Regions from separate parts of the Mus musculus genome. Here region 1 is linked to region 2. The links are chromatin contacts, found by Hi-C or POLR2A ChIA-PET in ENCODE. All regions are on one chromosome and are shown on one strand. The core of a region is the stretch at or near the end of the contact, and the rest is flanking DNA. Distances in the headings are between cores, read along the strand shown. Region 1 overlaps Maml3 (mastermind like transcriptional coactivator 3). Region 2 overlaps Maml3 (mastermind like transcriptional coactivator 3).

Region 1 (6,040 bases), core at 517-3,016, 43 kb before region 2:
TAGTTTAACAAAATGGCCTTTTTAATTTTTAAAATGGGACTTTCCAGTGGAGGAACTCAAGGTGCTTGGTGCAGGAGGAGAACTGGCAAACCCTTATGGCTGTGCACTGCGTCCTTTAACTTCTCATAATTCTGAATTATTTTTGAGGAAACTATTTAACCTGACCTTAAAAATTAGTTTCCCTTTCCCAGTGGCAGCTCCTATAGTTGGGGTGGTGAACCTCAGGGGTATGAATGGGTCAATGTTCACTTGACTTTCCTGTCCCTCTCAGTGTGGGGCAAATGGTCTTAATCTCTATAAAGAAAGAGCCTCAGTGGTGTGGGTTACCCCACTGTTGTATTTAATTTTCTACTTTCTGGACTAATAAGAAAGTGTGGAATAAGTAAGAGATTGGGCTGGGAATATAGCTCAGGTGGCAGAGCGCCTGCTTAGCATGCAGGAAGCGCTGGTCCGGTTCTGAGCACTGTATGAAACCCGCCATATTGACATACATCTCTGGTTGGCGCTTAGGAGGTACAGGCGGAAGACCAGGATTATCACTGGCTATCTGTTGAGTTCCTGTCCCTCCTGGGATATATGAGACCCTGTTTCTAAAAGAAAATATGACAAAACAACACATGAGAAGGCTGAGAACTTAAGAGCTGTTTCTTCAGAGGACCCTGGTTTAAATCCCAGGACTGACATGATGGCTCACAATCTGTATGTAACTCCAGTTTTAGGGAGTCTGATGCTGTCTTCCGGCCTCGGGCACTGCATATACTTAGTGCATATACATACATTCAGGCAAGGCACTCACACATAAAATAAAATCTAAGAGACAGAGACAGACAGAGTGAGAAATAAGAGAGGGAGGAAGAGAAAGAGGGAGGGAGGGGAGAAGGGAGAGAGCACGAGACTCCTAAAGGCAAAGACTAGATGGTTGGGCATTCCACTGTCTTTAGTTTTTCTATGGTTTTTTCCTTGGTGAACCAAATCAAGCCCTTATCCACAGTGGGGATCGTCATGATCTTGGGGGAAGAGACAGAGAGGATCTAGCTGGAATATTCTGGGAGAGCATGCCTTATTGGGAGGGGCTTTTTGACGAGTTCTGCTGAGGAAGAAAATGACTGTCAGGTGTTTATAGGCGAACCAATCTGTCTTCGCCTTTGGCGGCTCTCAGCAGCAGGGTCTCCACACAGTGACTAGAGAATTCTTTGAAGTGGGTACTCCCAGAGAAGAAAGGGATGAGCCAAAAGGTTTGGGTCTCCCTATAAATTAAACCCAGCGTCAACAGGGATCAGAGCAAGAAACTTTAAGTGTCCAGTTTTCCCTTCTGTCCACACGGTCCCTTCCACTCCCTTCCTCCGTGCCCTGTGAATAAATAGCAAGTAGGTTTGGTGTTCATTACTCTTTTGCCGTGAAGACAAAGGTGACTCATCAGGCTAAATCGGAGATGGGGGGGTGGGGGGGTGGGGAGGATACCATTTTTCTCGCCGTGTACCAAGCTAGGTTACACGGAAGTGAATTCCCAGAAAAGTCGTAAAATAGTGAAGTAATCCTAAGACAGATACGGGGTCGACAGCTACAGGCACAGGCCCCTGAAGACAGGCCTCTGTGTTGTGGCGAGACAATACTGCTGACCATATGGTCTCATGGCAGGCCGGTTGTGGAAGTCAGTGGCTGCCTTTTGTTTGGGGAACTCTCTCAGCCATGGGTCTGTGGGAGCTCTCAGTGACTTCCTGTCTCCCTGGCAGGCATGCTCTTGGCCCCGGGCCAGGCTTGCTGTACTATTGCAGTCTCAGGCCAAGCCCAGCAGCTTGCATTTGGTAAGCAGTCATTGCTCCTGACTTTGGTCACTCAGCAAACCGTTTGTCCCACAAATACACACTAGGACCTTTTTTTACACGATATCTCCGTGGCAACTATTACAAAGAGAGCATTTTTTTTTTTTACGTACAACCTAATTAATTGATAAATGTATAGAATCCTGGATACTCAGTATTCCTGGTGAAAGTGAGAGTCGTTTGTATTTTTTCAGAGCCCTTTTCAAGTTGCTTCCCTACTCCTAAGGCTCAGCTAGCTAAGACTGGCTCGGATGCTAGAGGCAGGGCTCCTGCTACAAAAAAAGAGAGAGTCGCCATCTATCCAGTTTTTACATAGGGCTAAAACAGGCCCTATGCTTAGCCTGGGTCTATTTTTTGAATGTGTGAAGCCAGCATGTGTGTGTGCATAAAAAGGCTGATTAACTCCACTTTCCTCTGAAGCCTCTCCTCTGCCACTGTGCTGACTCTTCCCAAGACCAGGGTTTCTCCGTCTCCCTGAGTCCTGGATGTCTCTGATCACTGTTGGTTAGGGCCACCCACCCTGGCTCCTTTTCTTTGCTCCCCCAAATATGGAAATGATCCCCAAAAGAACACATGGCCCTGGGAAAGGTTCTTTCAAACACAGCAGAAGGCGAGACCCAGCGAGGCTCACACTCCAGGAGGGGAGGCTGTAGCCTGGGCTATTGTGCCCGTGAGGGAGAATATTTTTATTCCAGGAACTGCATGCATGGAGGAAATGGATACCACTCACACTTTGATTGAGGAACACCAAAAAGCTCCATGTTCTTGGTCTCTAGGAAGTCTTCGTCCTTCTCTCATATGTATGTATGTATCTGTGCTTGTCTGTGTGTGTGCATGTGGAGGCCAGAGGTGGGTGTTCGGTATCACCCTCCATTGCTTTCTTCTTCCATCTTGAGGCAGGAACGTCGCTACCACTGTCTAGCCAATCAGCCTGCTCCAGGAATCACCTGCCTCCACAGAGTGCTGGGACTACAAGTGGGCTGTTACATCCACTGAGCCTTTACATGGGCACTGGGGATTTGAACTCTGGTCCTTATACTTCTGTGGCAAGGGCTTTACCCCCTAAGCCATTTCCTAGCTCCTATGAAACCTTTTGGTGTAGAACACCTATGAAGGTTGATTTGGTTATGATGTTGGGATAAATCTATTTCTTTTCCTCATGAAGAAATGTCATTTCAAGGCCAATGCTGCTGTCTCTTGTATGAATGTATGTATGTATGTATGTCCTACTAATGACTAATCGGAGATTTTTATTTACACATTGGGCTGTGCTATGGGAATTGATATATTTTTGGCCTTGAAAAAAGTGTTTTTAAGTTCAAAGAATTACTCTGCTTGGAGACCTTCTGTGAGTTTGTACTCGCCATGTTAAGCAGGGGGTTAGGAACTGTTGTCCCATGCCCTGGAAGTGGTTCAGAATATTCTGAGGCAAGAGTGGGGTCCTGTGTTTTGTTGACTTGCTAATTAGTTTGTACCAGCAACTTGTGTGTGAGCTTCTCCTGGGTTCTGCACCCATACAAATTCCTTCCCTTGGGTCTCCTGGGTCAGTAGAACAAGCTGCATGCTTTCCTTCTGTATCCTGGCCCTCCTTGTTCTACTTCGACCTCTTGAGGATGAGGACCAAAGATGGGAAAAGGAAGAAGTGGGGGATAAATCAGGCAGTCAGAGGGGACAGATGGAAAAAGGTTGAAAAAAAAAAAAAGGGAAGATAGGTAAGAAATGACAAACGTTCTGAGTCCTAATTAATCAGGGGTATCATTTTCTATAGCTGAAGTATCCTGTTTCCTTGGACTTTCTAAGTATCTTTTTGTAACATGTAGTGTGTGTGTGTGTGTGTGTGTGTGTGCACATGCCATGGAGTGCATGTAGAGGTTACATCACCATGTGTATTTTGGGACTCAGGTTGTCATGCTTGGTAGCCTGACCGTCATGCGTGTCCTCACTGTCCAGCCCACCCATAAGTTTGTAAATATCTTTACAGTCATTTTATATTTTCAGAGTGCTAGCAGATATTCTAGCTATGCAGTGCATTTGGGAGACAAATATAGCAAGACCCTGCTCACTTTCCAAGGGACCAAATAAGCAAGTAGCCAAACAGCACTGGGGCTCTACGTTCTGTCCGTAGTTTCACCGCTCCAGTTTGGGAAGAAGAAATCAGAATCTTGAAATCGAACCATGCTGTTTTTATAAACTCTTAAGAAATAGGATCTTGGCAGGCAGTGGTGGCGCACATCTTTAACCCCAGCACTTGGGAGGCAGAGGCAGGCGGATTTCTGAGTTCGAGGCCAGCCTGGTCTACAAAGTGAGTTCCAGGACAGCCAGGGCTATACAGAGAAAGCCTGTCTTGAAAAACCAAAAAACCAAAAAAAAAAAAAAAGAAAAAAAGAAAAGAAATAGGATCTTTGGGGATTCTGAGGACAGTTGAATTCTGTGTGTGTGTGTGTGTGTGTGTGTGTATACCCTTGTGCCCTAATGAGATTTGTATTGTAATTATTGAATACCTAGAGGACTCTTGGAGTTGAATTGTGGGAATTCTTTGCATTATAGCTGGCAGGCACCACAACCCATCACTTTGTGGTCCTCTCGTTGTTGTCCCAAGCAGTCACAAAATGCCCTGTGATTCAATCATAACTATCATCTGGGGAGTGTGTAGAGTTATATAGCATGTAGTTATCATCCTAAGGTATCAAGGACGTCAAGCCAGTGCGAGAGGTTAGAGGTTCATGTTCATTACCTTGTGATTGACAGCACAAGTTCCTTTGGGCAGCGTTACCACTTGAATACGAGAATGAGACTTAGGGCTGGACAAAGTTTATCTACTAATTTTTAAGTTATATAGATTTTTGTTATTTTTGAGTCAGGATCTCTTCCTATAACTTAGGCTGGCCTCCAGTTCAAGATCCCACTGCCCCAGCCCCCTGAGTGCTGAGACAGGGGTGAACTACCATGTCTGGCCTGTCAACATATTTTTGACAGTTAGTACTAGCACTGTGAAGTGAGCTCATTGATACACTATTGGGCAGCTTTGTTCTAGAAATCCCAAACTTCCAAAGTCTTCCGTGAAAGAGGAGTGTGTGCAGTTATGTCTGTAAAGCTACATATTTATAAACCTAAATGGAGGCCGGGCGTGGTGGCACATGCCCTTAATCCCAGCACTTGGGAGGCAGAGGCAGGAGGATCTTTGTGAGTTTGAGACTAGCCTGGTCTATAAAGAGGGTTTCAGGACAGCCAGGGCTGTCACACAGAGAAACCCATCTTGAAAAACTAAACCAAACCAAACCAAAGTAGCAATGACAACAAAATCTAAACAGATACCAAGAATAGTGCCAGAAGACATGCGAAATGAAGGAAATACTTTTGAGCTGTGTGTACCTGGTCATGTCGGATGAAAGAACTGAGAACTGGTGTCTCCAGGGATGTTTGTACAGCACTGAAAGGCTTCAGCTACCCGCTCCCAGGGCTGTAAGGAGGGTTGTCTCGCAGACTCTGCCTTCTCCCAGTGCCACTAAAGTGGTCACCAGCTCTCGCTAGCGATTGCTTCTGAGTACTGTTCAAACAATCCTGACATGGGTCCCTAGTCGGATCATTATCTGTTCTCCTGTTTAACCTTTCTCTAATAACCTCACCAAGCCCAGAGTTTTCAGGCGATCTCAGATGAAGTTAGAAAAGATGTTTTTCTCTCTCTTGACTGCACAGCTGCCACGAGCCGTGGTTACCTGTGCGTTGCTTTCTTGCCTCATTTCTTGGTGTTTTGAGGAACCAGGTATGTGTGGAAGTGAAGTGACTTATGGAAACCTCTGTCAGTGCTTTTTGTAAGGACTGTCTTTGTCCACTCTTTCCCACATCTCTCTCTGGCTTACCTCTGTACTTGCAGGAGAGCTGAAGAAGGGGCTCTCTCCCTTCCTTTGGCATTCCCGTTTTGATTGCTTGTTTATTCATCTTATTCTATGTGTGAATGTCTTGTTGGCATGCGTGTGTCTGTGTACCATGTGCAGGCGTGGTGCCCACAGAAGTCAGAAGAGAGTGTCAGATCCCTCTGGAATGGAGTTATAGATGTTTGTGAATCACCATGTGGATGCTAGGAATCGAACTGGGCCCTCGGCAAGCGCACCCAGTGCTTTACTCACAGAGCCCTCTCACCAGCCCCTTCTTTGTCATTCTTCAGCTCTGGGTTTCCAAGGCATGTGTGTTTCCGAAGCAGGGCAATCAAGGGCTAC
Region 2 (6,462 bases), core at 3,030-5,529:
AGTGCAGACCAAGCATTTGCAAGGACCAGTCCTCAGCACTTCATAAAAACAGGCTTGCCTGCAGTTTCCAGGGCTTGTGAGGTACAGGCAGAAGTTTAAGGTTATCTTTGGCTATAAAGCAAGTTTCAGGTTAGCCTGGGCTACATGAGACTCTGTTTACCAACAGGAAATTATTTCCACCTGGAGCTGCCTGGAAATGCTTTCATCTCCTGCTCTCTCAGCAGCTTAACCATCATCTTAGGCCACTTGTGGCTTTCCTGGATGAAGAGGAGACCATGTTCCCTTTGGTAGCTTCTTCTTTCTCCATGCAGTAAAATAAAATGCATACCCAGATGTATTCCCATGAGCATCGAGTGGCTTTAGGCTGCACACTCCTGGTGGGCAAGGCCTGTAGCTTGCAGATGCGCCATTTCTACCTTGGATCAAGCTAAGTGGTGGTTCATTTCTCAGGTGTCTCTGGTTTCTACCAACTCGATAGACACGGGATGCTTTGGTGACTTTCTCATAAAGCTTCCTTGATATGAATGGTTCTCAAGCTACTCAAGACATCCCTTTCAAGCAGACAGTAGTGGGGATGCTCTGCCTCTCTCCTGTTATCTCAGCCATCACTGTGGGGAAAGTCTACCTGTCATGGCATGTGCTGCCGTCGTCACTCGGGTGTGAGATTCGAGAGCTCTGTTGTTCTAAATGTGAAATGCCTCTCTGTGTGCTGCCTCTGTATTCCTTTAACGTTTGCCTCTGTCCTCTTTTTACCCATGATTAATACTTCTCCCAAGTTCATGCTGGTCCCTTGGAGCACATTTCTACTCTGCCCTTCTGCTATTTTTGTTCTTGGGGAATGAGAACACAGGTTTGACATTGACTACTTTATATACTGTGGCAGGGTCTCTCAGTTGAACCTAGAGCTCATCGATTTGACCAGTCTAGCTAGTCATCTTGTTCCAGGTAATCCTGCATGCTGGGATTATAGGTGGGCCACCATGCCTCCCCCACCCCCAACATTTACCCAGGTGCTGGGGATCTAATCTTTAGTTCTCAAGCTTGCCCCACAAGTTCTTTATCCACTGAACCAATTCCTCTCTCCTTCAAAACGTAAAACAAGAAAAAGTATTCTGAAGGCAGACTGACTATACAACTCCACGAAGTCTCAATTGAAGAAGCTCCTGTGTGGCGTGCGCATGCGCGCGCGTGCACGCATACACACTTTCTGGAACGTACATTGTCTTCTCAGAAGCATGGCTGATTGAGGAGGATCCAAGCTGGATTCTGGTTAGTTCAGATTTTAAGATAAGTGAGCTGTCTTGCTGTGTGACTCATTCGGTGCTGTTTTAAGCAGTTCCACAGCCTCAGAGAATAAACGGATGCCTAATCATCTCCTGCTTCCTGTCATGGTTGACGTCATTGTCACCGTCATTGTCTTCATCATGTTAAGTACCCCAAAGCACAGAAGTTGCCAGACAAAATATGTTACATAGGTATCGTCTTTGGTGTCTGGACGTCTGCTCTCTTTAAATAGATAACTCCCAAATGGGTCTAATTGAGACTCAGATATTGACTGATTGCCCCGTGGTAAGAAACAGATGGCATTACCCAGTAATCTGAAAGTCCAAATCCAATATCCCAAATGCTGAGAGTCTCCTGTGTGTAACAGGTGTCCACGGTGTGTCACTAGGTTCTGAGGCTAGACTGTGAGAGTGGACACAATCCGGAGGAGCTCCGTGCAATGACAGAGATGTGTCTTAGAGTTCCAGGAGCCAGGAAGAGCATCACCGAGCCCAGCATGCAGTTGGGGAGCTCTTGAGCAAAGCCGTGGGTTTAGCTGGGTGAAGTGGTACGAGGAATAACGGAGACTGAGCAGGGCATGGGAGATCCCTAGTGCAGCAGGAGATTGATGCAGGCAGGACTAAGCTTGGCGATACTGGAAGGGAACAGCTTTCAGATGCCACGCGGAAGGCCTTGGAACAAGTGGGGCATTAGTGTTAGCTCTCTCCTGGTGTTGGGCAAGAGACACAGAGGAGGGCTCGGGGCTGAGCTAAGGGGCTGTGCCCTCATCTCAGGGTGCTGGGAGCTGGATTTGAGAAATGTGAGTGAAATAAAATGCAAAAAGCTTTTGCTTTTAGAGATGGGAGATGAGGAGGGAATAGGAGCCCAGCCTGAAGGATTGGTGGACCATCAGTCTCTTTAGAAAGGTCTCTTTAGAAAGAACTCATGGTTTCCAGTTTGGGGTGTGCAGGTCTGTGGGGAGGCACTGAGATCCAAGACAGGCTCTTGCTATCACCCTGGATAACCCACAGTGGCAGAGTCATTGATTTTTGCTCTGTCAAGACAGGGGGAGCAGGAAATGCGTGGAGTGTGAAGTGGGAGGAGCTAAAGCTCTTCCCATGATTAAACTGAATCTGACGGAACCACCGCAGAAGGATGAACCCAAGGTCCGTACACTGTGAGGTCCTTTGAGGAAGAGGCAGGATCACAGGCGGAGGCAACTCTGAGATCCTTGGGTGTCAGCAGCCAAGCTGAAGAAAGGCTGCCCCCGTGTCGCAGTAGGAAGGGATTCATGCTGCTGATTGGACGGCTCTGTGTTCTTGGCTATCGGTGGCAGGCTGCCAAAGCTCCTCTAAGCTGTCACTCACGGCCGGGAGGGCCGGACTTGTGGAGCTTGCCTCTCCAGAAAGTCTTTTTGGCCTTGAGACAAAAGAAAAAGAGCAGCTTATCGCACACTTCAGGATCCAGAGAGCCAGGAATTAATGAGCTAAGACACTGACCGAGGAAGTGGGAGAAAGCAAGGAAGGAGAGGTTCAAATGGTGGTTCTGCTTAGACGATAATGATGGTGATGACGATGATTATAAATCCTTGCAAACAGACATGAAAAGGAGGAGAAAGTTAGACTCTCGGGATCCTTAGGAGCTTCATTTGGGGCCACCATTATCTGAGGAGCCAGTCTCTGTGCTCAGTTGTCCCCAGTGACAGAAAAGAGAAAGAAATCTAAGAGTTCCAGATTTATAGATTTTCTTAATAATAAGGATGACGGTAGATGAGGGAAGGACAAATGGGAGTCTGTGGCCAGCGTGGGCAGGCTGCCTCCTTGTTTTATTTTACTGGTGATTTTCCTTTGCTTTGCACAGATCAGATTTCCCGCTCTGGTATTCAACAAGGAGCACATAGCCCGAGGATAGCAATTAGCTCTCTCTGAGCCCACTCTCCTTTGCACAGCTCTCGCTGACGTGTGCAATTACTAGCACCCCGGCAGCTCTTTTCAGATCTCGGCTGTGCACAGTGGGAAGTCAGGCCCACCATCCCAGAGTCCTCTGCCCAGACTCCTCCTCACCTGGTGCACAGGGACCTTGCCTGCAAATAGAACTGACGTGCCGGGACGTCATCGGGCCTGGCAGAGCTCATTGGCAGAGAAGTTCAGAGTTTTATTTTCAACCTAGAGACAGGCGGAGATAGATCCAGCTAGAACAGGTCTCTTCCGGCTTAGGCCCTCCTCCTGTGGTTGCTGGAGTTGTGGAGGATGGAATGTCAGAGGGAGCGTGCTTCTTATAGCCTCCTGGCTCACAGACTGAAGTTGGCTCCCTACCCCTCCGGCTGGTCCGTCGTCACAGTAGTCCTACGGTGTCCTGCGGGAGCTGCCTTCCCACAGCTTTCTTCTCTGCTTCTTTTCTTTCTCTACCTTGTGTGGTCAGGGTGTGTGTGTGTGTGTGTGTGTGTGTGTATGTGTGTATTCCTCAGGTAGATCCACTTCCAAATGAAGACCCCCCCCCCACCCCCAGCTAAGTTAATTCACTTCAGCTATAAAGTTGCCTGGGTAGACAGGAATGGCTTAAAACTTTAGGAATAAAAACTATAATACAGTGCAGGAAATGTTGCCTTTGTGTGGGAGGCAGAGAAAACCAAACCCTAAGAGGCTGAGATCCACTTCCATTCACCCTTCAAGGGAGGGCATCTTTGCCAAACCTGACTCTCCACAGGAGGATTCATAAATGGTGGTTGTTGTTGTTGTTTTCTTTTCTGGTTCATCTCATACCTGGCTGTGCCTTTAAGGAATGTTTTGGGGGGAGGACAGGGCACGCTTTGAGACCTCCTTCTTATGTATCCCAGACTGGCCTGTAACTCAGGATCCTCCAGCCTCAGTCAGCCTAGTGAGGGGATCGAGGTGGCACTGTGCCAAGCCTACATGTCTTCTTTTAAAAGGCAGAGACTTGCTACCGACCTAAAATCCAAGAGACCACAAAAGCAAGCTCTGGTGTGCCCACTCAGGGCTAGCTGAGGAGGCTCCCAAGTTCCCAGGGATTTTAGGGCGGAACTAGCAAAGGGTTAAGTGCCCCTCCCCCAACCCCCATCCCGCCACTACCTGACTCCACCCCCCCCCCCTCGTTGCTTGAAAGAGCAGTGTGGCCTAAAATGAGGGTTCTCTGCTTTGGCTTCTGTCTCTCTTGCTTGTCCTGACTTAGTAATCGTTCATTGTGACCGGCTTCTGTACATTACCTTGCCTCCTGTCCACAATCGCTCCACAGCTAAATTTCTGTTGCTTTTTAATTATCGCCATCATTATTTGGAACCGACGCGATGTTTTAAGCGAGATGTTTCGTCTTCTCGGTTGCCCCAGTGAAGAGGCCCGAAAAGGACCACAGCCCAGCCGGAGTGGGCCTCCCCTTCGAGGAAGCCCCTCGGCCACTCCCACCCTGGTGGGTTGTTTGTGTCTCACCCCATCAGCCACTAGGTCTTAGTAGGCTCCTGTCCCCCAAGGGGGTTTCTCTTGTGCTGTATTCCTGGGCCTGGCCTCTGATTCCACACATTGAAACGCAAATGACAGCAGTAATTGGCTGAGAGATAAACCTCAAGGAGCGTGTGAGCCGGGCTGCGGGGAGTTAAGTGGCTAAGTGACAATTACCGTGCCGCAGCCTTGGGATCAGCAGCAGCCGGGCCGTTCTCGTACAGGGTTTTAAAGGAGCAATATCACATTAATTGGAGGCAGGCTTCTGGGTTAACAGGCCTTACCCGGCCTCCCAGCTTATTTTATTCTACTTTAGGGATGAGAGTGAGTGGGTGGAGAAAGGCAAGTTTGCCTAGTCTCTCCTCCCAGCTCCAGGCTCCATTCCCCTCTTGCCCCCAGGAGAGTTTGAGAGATTTGTGTCCTTGACTCTGGTAGGCAGATCAGATCTTTGGTTTCATTTGGAGATATAAAAGCTGTAAAAGTTGCTTTGCAGTAGGAGGTGACTGTGATAACTGTCAGTCATAAGGGTTTGGTGACCACAAAGGACCTCGACTCAGCCAGACCTGCCATCTTTCCCACCAGGCAGGCAATTAACCCTCTGATTTTTTTTTTTCCTTTTTCTTCTTTTCTATTAAGTTTCTATTCCAAAACTGAGTTTCCCGGTCAGATATAGCAATAAGCAGCAGAGGCGACACCTCCCTGCGGCTTGTAGCCCTTTCCAGTCAGAGTGAGAGAAATCAATAAAACTATGAATTCTCTCTTGCTTACTCAGTAGAAACCCTTACTGCAGAGAAAGGCGGGGTCCTTGTAGGGAGAGGAATCCAGTCTAGAATGAGCTGGGCTAGGCCTTCCTGCTCTTCTCAGAAAGGCCACTAAACCCTATCCTGGCCATAACCAACCATCAAGATGATTGGTTTAGACTTGAGATAAGCAGACTACACGAGGCACTGAGAGCCCTTTCCCTCTAGGTACTTGCTGTCTACTGCATTAGAACTCTGCAGGGCCCAACACTTTTTTAAAAACCTCTGTCTGGTAGGCTTGCTGTTTTTGTTGTGTGTTTCCTTCAGCCCACACAGCACAGCATGGTCTCGCTCCCCTTTTACTAAGTATTCCCTCTGGGTTATAGCTATGAATTAGTTTGTCTTACTTTAGGAGAGAGCCGGCCATTTCCAGAATAGGAACTGGTTTGCTTCAGGCCATGCTTCCACTACCAGAGGTAGAAAACACCAGGAAAACACCAGCGTTAACTGGAGGAGAATCTGGTATCTAACTAATGGAAGTTCACATCTTAAACTGTCAGATGCTGGAAGGCATTTAGACAACTCTTTAGTTCCCAGCCAGCCTGTCTGGAGTAGAGAGAGTAGTCTGGTTAGGAGCTGTGCCTGGCAGGCAGACAGTCTTCTTGGAGGGTACCTAGTGTAGACTTCTCCAGGATGTCACCAGGTCATGGTAGGGAAGCTGGCTTGTCACTGTTAGAAGGGTTTCAGTCTATCCTCTGAAGGAAGGCTAAGTGAGATTTCATGGCTTATGTAGCAGTCACCATGGCCTCTCCAAGAAGATGAATACATTATTTAAAGAAAGGCGTGTCCAAGGCTGTGGGGATGGCTCAGTCAGAAAAGAGCTTGCTGGATGTACATGCAATCCCCAGTTTGATCCGTAGAACCCTTGTGGAAGACGTAAATGGTGGCAAAGGCTGGGGGTCCCTGAGCTGGGGAAGCAGATCTTTTCTTTGAGTTCCAGAAAAATG

Evidence for each region. Hi-C counts contacts between places; a loop is a spot of excess contacts on that map. ChIA-PET counts read pairs that join two places held with the same protein, here RNA polymerase II (POLR2A).
Region 1: a loop to region 2 is called in a map of heart, with 6 times the contacts of the local background. The contact joins two enhancer-like sites. A Hi-C loop is called at or near these places in 9 of 37 maps with a recorded cell type or tissue (T-helper 17 cell, gastrocnemius, heart and 1 more). POLR2A ChIA-PET finds 5 or more read pairs at or near these places in 1 of 5 experiments (Patski).

The regions. Positions count from the first base shown.
Region 1 is chr3:52,084,242-52,090,281 of GRCm38, reverse strand. All of the region lies in intron 1 of Maml3 (mastermind like transcriptional coactivator 3), which reads left to right. Among named protein-coding and RNA genes, the nearest start is that of Maml3, 18 kb to the left of the region's middle. Within about 2 kb of position 1,766, at least 1 of the 3 ENCODE cell types and tissues checked has a DNase peak (open chromatin) inside an H3K27ac peak, as active enhancers do; it is heart, where a contact is called at or near this core.
Region 2 is chr3:52,043,193-52,049,654 of GRCm38, reverse strand. All of the region lies in intron 1 of Maml3 (mastermind like transcriptional coactivator 3), which reads left to right. Among named protein-coding and RNA genes, the nearest start is that of Maml3, 59 kb to the left of the region's middle. Within about 2 kb of position 4,279, at least 1 of the 3 ENCODE cell types and tissues checked has a DNase peak (open chromatin) inside an H3K27ac peak, as active enhancers do; it is heart, where a contact is called at or near this core.